Linked DNA regions of Homo sapiens: region 1 is linked to region 2. A link is a contact called in ENCODE Hi-C or POLR2A ChIA-PET data. All regions are on one chromosome and are shown on one strand. Each heading gives the region's core, a stretch centred on a gene start or an enhancer-like site at or near the end of the contact. The rest is flanking DNA. Distances are from core to core; before and after follow the strand shown.

The links. A loop is a pair of places that touch in the nucleus more often than their neighbours do. ChIA-PET counts read pairs that join two places held with the same protein, here RNA polymerase II (POLR2A). Pooled maps may share reads with other maps.
Region 1: a loop to region 2 is called in a map of naive thymus-derived CD4-positive, alpha-beta T cell, with 11 times the contacts of the local background. The contact joins the promoter of GUCD1 here to the promoter of HPS4 in region 2. A Hi-C loop is called at or near these places in 1 of 168 maps with a recorded cell type or tissue (naive thymus-derived CD4-positive, alpha-beta T cell) and 9 of 50 pooled maps. POLR2A ChIA-PET finds 5 or more read pairs at or near these places in 1 of 52 experiments (PC-9).

What each region holds. Positions count from the first base shown.
Region 1 is chr22:24,552,028-24,557,568 of GRCh38, reverse strand. GUCD1 (guanylyl cyclase domain containing 1) reads left to right here and starts at 2,431. Exons shown (of 6, transcript NM_001284254.2): 1 at 2,431-2,620. The coding sequence starts at 2,578. It overlaps SNRPD3 (small nuclear ribonucleoprotein D3 polypeptide), which reads right to left and starts at 1,570. Exons shown (of 4, transcript NM_004175.5): 1 at 1,498-1,570. RefSeq lists an enhancer at 1,763-1,862 and a silencer at 2,323-2,682.
Region 2 is chr22:26,482,121-26,487,017 of GRCh38, reverse strand. HPS4 (HPS4 biogenesis of lysosomal organelles complex 3 subunit 2) reads left to right here and starts at 3,235. Exons shown (of 14, transcript NM_022081.6): 1 at 3,235-3,344; 2 at 4,778-4,897. SRRD (SRR1 domain containing) reads right to left here and starts at 3,141. Exons shown (of 7, transcript NM_001013694.3): 1 at 2,919-3,141; 2 at 955-995. The coding sequence starts at 3,127. RefSeq lists a silencer at 2,958-3,047 and an enhancer at 3,068-3,187.

The DNA.
Region 1 (5,541 bases), core at 1,182-3,681, 1.9 Mb after region 2:
CCATAAAACTTAGCAAAAACACCAAAGCTGCATTTTCTACCAAGGAAAAAAAAAAAAGCTCAGCTCCTGGTTTGGAGGAAACTATCTGGCAAATATGTGCAAGATGTGGGGTGAGGAGGAATGATGGGATGGACAGAAGTAAAACTAGGAATGAAAAGAGAGCATCTCCCATGGGTCATGTGTCCCCGCTACCCTATGTCCCTTAATCTTCAGCTAAAGGACCATTAGCCAATACTGTGTGTGTCAGGGGAGGGGGACTGGAATGTTAATTTGTTGCACTGTTATTTGTTAACCCTTAATTGTAGATGATTACGTTTTGAGAATAATACAGGCCCGAGCTGTCCAATACAGCAGCTCATGTACACACGTAGCTATTTAAATTAAACTTAACTAAAACACAATAGAATTAAAATAAAAAAACCCAGTCCCTCAATCCCAGTGGCCATATTCCAAGTCCTCAACGGCCACATGTAGCTAGTGGCTACCCTATGGAAGGTGCAGATACAGACCAAAGGACCATGCACATCTAGGAGAGCAGGCTGTACTTTTAATTCAGCCCTTTAACCCTTCACTTATTTTACTATCAAGGATATTGAGAAAATATCAAAGTGACAACGTGCTATATGCAGGAAATGCTTGTCATGGAGGAAAATCAGGGAAAGCACCTGACTTGACCTAATCAAAAGCATCAAGCAGTGAACTTTTTATTGAGATGAGCAACAACTCTAAGTTTCAACTTAAGCGTACCTAAGACAGGAGAACATGAGGTTGAAAGGACAGGCTCCTTTGGTGAGGATCCCTGGCTTTCAGCCTTAGGAGTCTAGATTTTATGCTGAAGGTAGTGGAGAACCACTGCAGAATTATATGTAAAGAATGACGCAATGAAAAGATAGCAGCATTTATTTACAAAATGGATAGAACGTAAGGTTTAGAAGCAGAGAAACTTGTTAAAACTTCTGCAACAGTTAAAACTGCTGCAACAGTGTGGAAAGCATGAGGGGACCATTGCCTGAAAGGGGACTGGGGCAGAGATACAAAGAACTTTTTAAAAAATGACCGGCTGGGCGCGGTGGCTCACGCCTGTAATCCCAGCACTTTGGAAGGCCGAGGCCGGTGGATCCCTTGAGCCCAGGAGTTCGAGACCAGCCAGGGCAACATGGTGAAACCCCGTCTCTACTTAAAAAAAAAAAAACAAAAAAAAACTCATAGGATTTGGGGGAAGGAGATAGTCAATCAGAAATGACTTCGAGATTACTGCCTGGAAGCTTTGAAAAACACTCACCTGGAGAGATACAGAATGTGAGAAGCATGCACGTTGAGGGGAAAGCTAATGAACTTACTTCCAGGAGCTAGTGAGGCGACGCTGATGTTTGGGTGGCCCAAGCTTCCCGCTTTCTTCCCTCCCCGAGCCCCGCAGAGTTCCATGCAGCAAGTCTTTCTCCAGCCCCTGGCCCCTCACAGGCGCCTCGACCTCCCCTCGCCCGTCCCCAGCCTCACCGGCTCTGGCCTACTTTTCTTCTCTTCGGTCCGCTGCGAAAGATGCTACGGCGAAGGCGTGAGTCAAGCGAATGGCGGGCCTAACACCCAGAATTCCACTCTTTCCCAAAATGCTGCGCGCAGGGCCCGCCTCCTTCCTTTCCCCAGTGTTGAGCGCGGTCTCGCCTCCGCTTCCTCCTCACTCCGCCTGCCGGCTGGGAAACTAGGGCACCAGTACGATAGTTCCGGCACCGGAAAAGAGGGCTGATGACTGGGCCCGGGGGCCGCCGCAACGACCCTTGGGGCCGGCAAAGAGCCAGAGAGGGTGCTCACACTTCCAAGCACCCCACACCAAGGACAGGCTGGACGGCAAGGCGGAGACGCGGGGCTTGGGCCCTCAGACCGGGGACAGCAGGAGGTTGGGCCAAGGGCCAGGACTTCCCGTCACAATTTCATTTGTTGATCCCGGCACCGCCAGGTAAGGGGGGCCCTGAGTGAGGCTAGGTATCTGGTACGGATAAAGTTAGGTATAGAGTAGAGCGGCTGCCCGCTCAGGGTTATCCCTAAAGACAGTTGGAGGAGAGTTGCTTGGGGCCTCGGGGATGCACTGGGCGGGATCAGGGCTTACACCTAGGACTGGCAAAAGAGCGGGACCCGGCAGAGGCGGGGCTTGCCGAAGGGACGAGCCTCTATTCAGGAAATGCACGAGCTTTGGGGCGGGGCTCAAAGAAAGGGGCGGGGCTTCCGGGGCCCGCGTCCTGGTGAGCTGCGCGTCTGCGCGAGGATTGGGCGAGAGGGTGGGGCCACTCAACGCTGAGGCGGCGAATGGCCGGAGCAGACTTAAATCAAGAGGCTGGGGACCTCTAAGATCAAAGTTTGGGGCGGGGCCTAAGGAGGGGGCGGGGCCTCCAGATTCGAGACCTGGAAGGGCTGGGGCGGCGCTTGGGGCGGCCCAGCCGCCGCCTCCCGTTCTCTCCTCCGCAGCGGCGGCGGTGGCGGAGAAGGAACTCGACACGCACCGACCGCCCTCCCGCCCCAGCCGAAGCGGAAGCTGTAGCCCGCTCTGGGCCGGGGCCATGGGCGCCCCGCGCCGCCCGGGTCATGAGGACGGAGGCGGAGGCAGCGGGGCCGCCGCTCGAGCCCGGTCAGTGCCTCTCTGTGGGCCCAGTCTTCACCCTAGGAACGAAAGGGACCCCTCCCTAGCGCGGGGCAGGGTCCAGTCGCGCGACCTTGGGCCGACTCCCGCCTCGCCCCCACACCCGCCTGGTTCCAGTCAGTGGGGGTTTCCTGACACTCGCAGGATTGCGACCCTTGTCAGCATGGTGGGAAGGTCCGGGTAGCAGGGGCACCACCTTCCCCAGAAGCGAAAAGTCCTGCTGGAGCCGCCTTGGGAGCTCCCATGCCTTGGGAAACCGTGGAGGACTGAGGCTGGGAAGGGCAGGAAACTGGCCGAGAGCACCGAGCAATGGAAGGGCCAGTGCCCTGGCCTCCGAGACTCGGCGTTTTGTCTTGCTCTTGTTCTTCACTTTCGTTCTCTCTGCCACGCGGTAGCCTGAGCCCCTTTGGGGCGGAGACCCGGACTGGTATTCAATGTCTTGGCCGTTAGTTTGCTTGCCCAAGACGTAGGGGAGGGGGAAGACGTGATTCCTGTCCTGCTGAAGGCGCGGGGTTGATGACAAACGGAGTTCTAGCTAGTAAACTCTGAAGTGAAGTGCCAACTGTGGAAGAGGTCAACAGCATGTGGGACCCTGACCTTCAGGTGTCACTCCCAGGGAGTGTTCCCTTTTGTGTCTGCTGTGTGGAGTTGGTGGGGGATTTACAACCCTCCTCCTCCAGTTGTCTAGCCCTGTGGTCTGAGACAAGATACTTGCCTTTCCTGAGCCTCAGAGGAGGAATGGCTTACATTCACAGGGAGTGTTCTATGAGGCAGGCGCGCGCTGCGTGCAGTTGTTTACATGCAGTGCCTCATTAATCCTCATAACGAACCAGTGAAGTAGGTGCCCACTGTGATTTGCACTTTTGCAGCTGAGCAGACTGAGTCTGAGATGGGTTAAGTATTAAAGGCTAGTGCACTGCTTGCCTTCCTTAGTGACAGCCACTAACTGAGCTCAGGCCAGGGCCTTCCAGGCAGCCCTTTGGCTCCAGGCAGCAACGTCTGGCTGTGGCTTTGTGTTTAGAAGGCTAAAGCTGTTATGGGGACAGATGCCAAGGCCTCGCCTAACCTTATCACCCCCAACATGAGCACCTCTAGGTCCGATCCGCCCTTGCCGAGGCTGGAGATGGCCCTGTGGGGCCTGCCAGGCCTCAGGATCAAGGAGTTCTAGAGCGCAGGGCAAGAGGAGGAGGCGCAGCTGAGTCTCTGAGAGAGAGCTGCTGTCTTGTGCCACATTTTATAGCTGGACATGGAAAGGCATGGACAGTCATAGCCTGGCAGAAGATAGCCCAGCTAGTCAGTGTCACAGCCCAAGCCACAGAGTAAGGAGGGAGCCTCACACAGAGGGCTGTAGTCTGGAAGCCTGGGGGAGGAGGGGTGCAGAGCAGGGAAGTGACAAGTAGGCCTGGGCATCTCAAGGTATGAGGTCTTTTTGGAAAACGCCTTCCATTCCCCAAGCATATCTAAGTGCCTACTCTGGGCTGAGGGTTGGAAGGAGGCAAATGCAACCTCATCCCCATCTGCCACTGAAGAATTCTCATTGCCTCTTTAAGGACTCCATATTGAGGGGCCCTGAGAGTGAGAGGGATTAGAGCATGGAGACAACATTAACATTTCAGACTAAGGCTCATCAGCTATCATTAGTGATAGTGTAGTTTATGTGTGGCCCAAGACAATTCTTCCAGTGTGGCCCAGGGAAGCCAAAAGATTGGACACTCCTAGACTAAGGGATGTGCAAGAGCAAAAGCTGGGGAGGAAACAGTATGAGTAGAGAAAAACAAAAAGGCAGTGTGTGGCTGCTGTGAGGGGTTCTTGAACAGGCAGGCATTCACCGTGACAGCACAACATCCTGCATAGAGCTCTCCCACTGCTCAGCTCTTTATGAGTCCCTAGGGGTCAGGGCTTGGGTGGGTCTTTAGTTACCTTTGTGTCCCCAGAGCCTAGCAAACAGTGAGGGCTTATTTTATTTTTAATTATCTGGGTGTGGTAGCGTGTGCCCATAGTTCCAGCTGCTCAGGAGGCTAAGGTCAGAGGATCCCTTGAGCCTGGGAGTTCAGGGCTGCAGTGAGCTCTGGTCACACCACTGCACTCCAGCCTGGGCGACAGAGTGAGACCCTGTTTCAGAAGAAAACAAAAAGTTCTTTTTTTTCCTTTTCCTTTTTTTTTTTTTGAGATGGAGTCTCACTCTGTCGCCCAGGCTGTAGTGCAGTGGCGTAATTTTGGCTCACTGCAACCTCCGCCTCCCAGGTTCAAGCAATCCTCCTGCCTCAGCCTCCCGAGTAGCTGGGATAAGAGGCTCTGGCCCCTGCCCGGCTAATGTTTGTATTTTTAGTAGAGACAGGGTTTCACCATGTTGGCCAGGCTGGTCTCAAACTTCTGACCTCAAGTGATCCGCCTGCCTTGGCCTCCCAAAGTGCTTGGATTACAGGCGTGAGCCACTGTGCACGGCCTAAAAAAAGTTTATTTCTTCCAGCAAATATTTATTGAGTTACTATTAAACATTCAACACCAGCAACTGAGAATAACAGTGAACAAGATCAGCAAGTTTCCTGCTGTCTCAGTTCATTTGTGCTTCTATAACAAAATACCTGGGACTGGGTAATTTAGAAACAATAGAAATTTAATTTCTTTTTTTCTTTTTTGGAGATGGAGGTCTCACTATTTTGCTCGAACTGGTCTGAAACTCCTTGGCTCCTCTTGCCTTGGCCTCGTGAGTAGTTGGGATTACAGGTGTGTGCCACTGTGCCCAGCTCTAGAAATTTAATTCTTCACAGTTCTGGAGACTCTGAGGTCCAAGATCAAGGCGCTGGCAGGTTCTGTGTCTGGTAAAGGCCTGTTCCTTGTAGATGGTGCCACCTACGTGTCCTCACATGGTGGAAGGAACAGAAAGGGCATGAACACTGCTTTTACAT
Region 2 (4,897 bases), core at 1,986-4,485:
CCCAGGAGGTGGAAATTGCAGTGAGCAGAGATCACACCCCTACACTCCAGCCTGGGTGACACAGTGAGACTCCGTCTCAAAAGAAAAAAAAAAAAAAAAAAAAGCAGCAAAGACATCTTTAAACAAGACCCCAAGCCAGGAAAAACTGGCTCTTCAGGTCAATTTTGATAAAAGAATTGGTGAAAATTTTCTGGATAACTTGACAATAGATATCAAGTTGGTCACCGCCTTTCATTTAATTCTACTTCTGGGAATATATCCTAAGAAGATCATCCTAAGTTTGGTAAAAGCTTTATGCATAAAGTTACTCATTGCAAAATTATGTATAATAACTTAAAAAGGCTGGTTGTGGTGGCTCATGCCTATAATCCCAGCGCTTTGGGAAGCTGTAGGTGGGAGGATCACTTGAGCTCAGGAGGTACAGGTTGCAGTGAACTATGATTGCATCATTGTACTCCAGCCTAGGCGAAGAGTAAGACACTGTCCTAAAATAATAACTGAAAAACAACAGAAGAAAACTAAATGTCCCACAATAAAAATGATACCTATGGTATGTCCACTCCATGCATAAATATTATGTCGCCACCCACACACTATGTTTAGGAAGAGATTATCACTGCACGAGGAAAAGGCTACATTGTAATATCATGGAAAAGGAACAGGATAAATATAAATTTCAGCAATAATAATGACAACATTTATTGCCTTGTATACAGCAGGCAAGCATTTAACTAAACAGCTTCAATTCTCAAAACTATAGGATATACACATTATCTCCATTTCACAGATAAAGAAACTGAGGATCAGAATTAAGTGCCAAAAGACATACAGCTGTAAGGGGCGGGCGGCGTTAGAACCCAGCAAGTTATCCCTCTGTGAAGCAAAATGTCCTCAAATGAGGACTGATTCTCTTTTCTGCCCCACAATCCCTACCATTGGCCAAGTGGTACCCACCTAGTGCTGAACTCCAGAAATCAGAGATAAACAGGTCCTTCCTGTTGAGAAAAAAAATGGCACAGTCATGTCCCACCCATCTCAGGGCTGCCCCAACAGTAACTTTCCTGATCATGACCTGAATGCTTACAGAATGAGGTGCCCTGCAATGCAGGGCCCACCCTTACCAAGTGATAGGAGGGGGATATATGTTGAATATGTCCAGAGCCAGAGCACATACTGCTGGGGCTCAGAGACTGCAGGAGAGAGTATGCTGGAGGAGGTCCTTGATTCCCAGAGAGAGATCTGGGTCTATTCTCAGTCTACAACAGAGCCTAGCATAGAATTGCAGCTCAATAAATGGTTGTTAAGTGCTCAGAATTAGCCTTTCTGAGCTTTAGTTTCCTCATCTCTAAAATGGGGATAAAAATCATTCCCAACACGGAGGAGTTTAGAGGCATAAAATGGGTTAACATTCTTAGCCCAGTGTCTGGCACATAGCAGGTACTCAACAAATGGTATTTGTTATTATAAATAGTTTTAAGGGGAAAGTAAAGAGACAAAACCAAGTGTCTGGGCTTTCTTTATTCAAGTCAACTGGTTTTACAGACCCAGAGCAAAAGAAAGTCAACAGTGAATTAAAATGAACTGGATTTAAACTGACAAGCCACAGCCAGAGACAGTGATTATGGGGTTCAGAAAGGAGTACAGAGAATTGAAAGTCGGCCCAGAGGCTGCTGCACGTTTCTCACAGAGGGTAGAGAGTTCTGATGTACACAGGAATGCTTTATGAACTGGTAAATGCGTACACAGATATGCGTGTAAAATGCTGGCTCAATCTCTACTCAGAGCGATGGTGATTGCACCACACTTGGGTGTTGGGAGAAGCAAGGAGCTCCTGGGGAATACTGAAGCAGTTGAGGAGATCGTGACAGTGTCAAGGGATATGAAAAATGCCTTGAGTTTTCCAAACCCCTAGGCACATTCACTCTCACTGGCATCCTCTGAGAGCTTAAAAATAATCGCAGGTGCTTTTTATTCAGGCTGAGCCAAATGGTCAGCAACTTTCTCTTCAGAGGTAAACTCTGGGACATTACTGCCTCTTGACCCTAATTCTAGGGGAGAGGAGCACACAAAATTAATCTAATTTCTCCCCTTGTGACGGCCCTTCGGATGCTGATCTTAAGTGCTAACTAAAGCTGTTATTTATTGAGCCTAAACAAAACTGCGAATAAAGATAATAATACTAAATAACAATAATAAGTAACATTTATTGAGTGTTTCCTCTGTATTAGGCACTCTCTATGTACTTTCTAAGGTACAGAGCAAGGTATGTGAGAATCTGGGCTGGGATAAGCAACAAGCATAATGGAAAGCTGGAAGCACTGGTTTTTGTCACAAAGACCTGGGTTTGAAATCTGGTTCCACACATTTTCTTTGTCTCTTTGAGAATCAGTGAGCTACCAGGGTCCTAGTATGCCTGCAATGTTTAACATAAAGTGTGTAGAATGATTAAGCTAATGTCAGGCACATAGCAGCTGCCTGATGATAGCAGTCACGTGTTCATGTTGCTTCCCTCGTGTCACCACCACCAATAATATCAACATCGGCATAATATTAATAGCAAACACTGGCACAGTGCTTACCACGTGCCAGAAAATGGTTTCCGTTTACTAATTCATTGAATCCTCAAAACAAACCTACGTATGTACTATTTTCATCCCCATCTCACAGATGAGAAAACTGAGGCACAGAGATTATAAATTGTCCAAGGTCACGCAGCTGTAACCGTAATAAAAGGAAAGACGACCTTTAACTGAGCGCTTACTATAATCCACATCTTTAATGAGCTCGTTACCTACGTTAACTCTTCACAATAACTCCTTAAAGGGTGTGCATTATATCTCCACTCTACAGATGGGGAGACTGTGGCTCAGAATTGCCCATGGGCGCAAAGATTCCATCAGGGCCGAGCCTGCACTCACTCAGCCTCCCAGATGCGACGAAGCACGACTCCGCTGTCAGACTCGAACTCCGCCTCGGGGCCCCGGGGCGCCGCCTCTCTCCCCCGGGGCGCCGCCTCTCTCCCCCGGGGCGCCGCCTCCCTCCGCCGCGGCCGTCGAGCCGCGGAGCGCCTCTTCCGCGGAGCCGCCGCCTGCCAGGATTCCAGCGCCGCAGCTGCGGCCGCAGCCATTGGTCTCTGACGTCAGCGGCGTGCGGCGCACTCGGCACGTCATCGCCGCGCGCCGGCTTGCCAGGAGCTGGAGGGGGAGGTAGGCGGGGCGGCGCGTGACCTAAGGCCTCTCTGCCGCGCGCGCAGGTACGGGGCAGAAGTCGCAGGTACCCAGCTGCTGCCCACATTTCTGGTCCAGAGTCCCGAACCCCGAGCACTGGGATGCCTGGCTACTCCGGTGGGTGGGCGGCGCTCGGAGCGCGGGGATACCGAGGGGCGGGCCCCCAGCTTAGAGCGTGACCCGACCCCGCCTAATCCTTAGGCGTTCGCCCACCATTTCCCAGTCCCGTAGAGCTGGGGCCAGACACCGCACAGCCCTAGTGCTGTTACCAGTCGCTGCCTGCGCCCCGGGGGCTGCGCCCAGCAGCTTCCTGGCCCTTTTCCAGCCATTAGCGTCCGTTTTCCAGCCCTGCTGCCCCACTGAGGCCCCTTCCCACAGCAGTATCACCAGCCCCAGCCCCGCGTTGTTACTATTACTTCCCAGGCTACCAGATCCTTTTCTGCTCATGTTCCGACGTCTCTTCCTACTCCAGGGCCATTATTGGTCTCTTCTGGACCTTTCAGAGATAAGAGAGGACCTCGGTAGTGTAGGGCCCAGTCCTCTGGGAACAAGGGATGGGGAGTTTTAGGCTGCTGTCCTTGGTTCCAGTAACAGAGATACCCCCTCCACAGGCACCCAAATATGCTCCATAGAATACAATGAGTGTGGTCCTGTGGAGGCCCAATCCAAAATATCTAGAGCTGAGAAGAGATAGAGATTTTACAGGCCGTCAAATATTCAATGGGGGTCGTCTCTAGAGACTTTTAACAAACTGTATTGTGTACCCACAGATTGCAGAATGGTGAGCAAACATTTGAGACCATGTTGCTAAAGCATTAAGCTTGGAGAAAGTGACAGTAAGAATTAGACAATAGTTTTGAAGTGACCAAGAGGTTGTCACATGGAAGAATTAGACCTTGTTTTGTGTTTTCCTGCAGAGCGTTATCCAGACTAGCGAGTGGGAGGCAGATGTAAAATCTGGAACGCAGATTTTAGTTTGTTGGAAGGAGAAATGTAACATAGTGAACCACGCATCTCTGGAGGGTGTAAAGCAGAGACAGCCAAGGTAATTTTTGGAAAAGAGTGCAGGAGAGTAGAGTAAACGATGCCAGGGTTCCTTCCGACTCTGAAATTCCGTGATACACTGAGCTGTCTTTCTCTTGTGGAAGTTTGAAAGCCATTTGATAAAGTTCTCTTCATTTTTTAGAAATTTGCCCTGCTCTGGAATTCTGCATGTTCAGGTTACTTTTGGACTGTCAAGATGACAGTTCCTTAATTTGGGTTCCATTATTACCACAGCAACTGGTTTATTTGTATAGCTGTCCACACCTAGAGCATTTTCACCCTGTCATTTGATTTTATCTTCCGTGAAGCTTGTGGTGTGTTTCCCTTAACTGTTCGAGAAACTAAAGCCCTTACTCTGAAGTCTCTGCAAGCCTCCCTCTTTGATTTTGAAGCATGATTGTCACCCTCACAGAAAGCTCTTTTGAAATATACCATTCGTTTAATCCTGCTGGGTCACATGCTCTCTCACGAGTTGCTGAAATATCTATTCCTTGTGTTTATTTCAGAGCCAAGGCACTGATGTTTGAACTGGAAACTTCAAAACGTTTAATAAGAGTCTTCAGGATGGGTTTGAACTAGACAAGCTAGAAATTTCTTTAGAACACCAGCTCTAGCATGCATCTCCC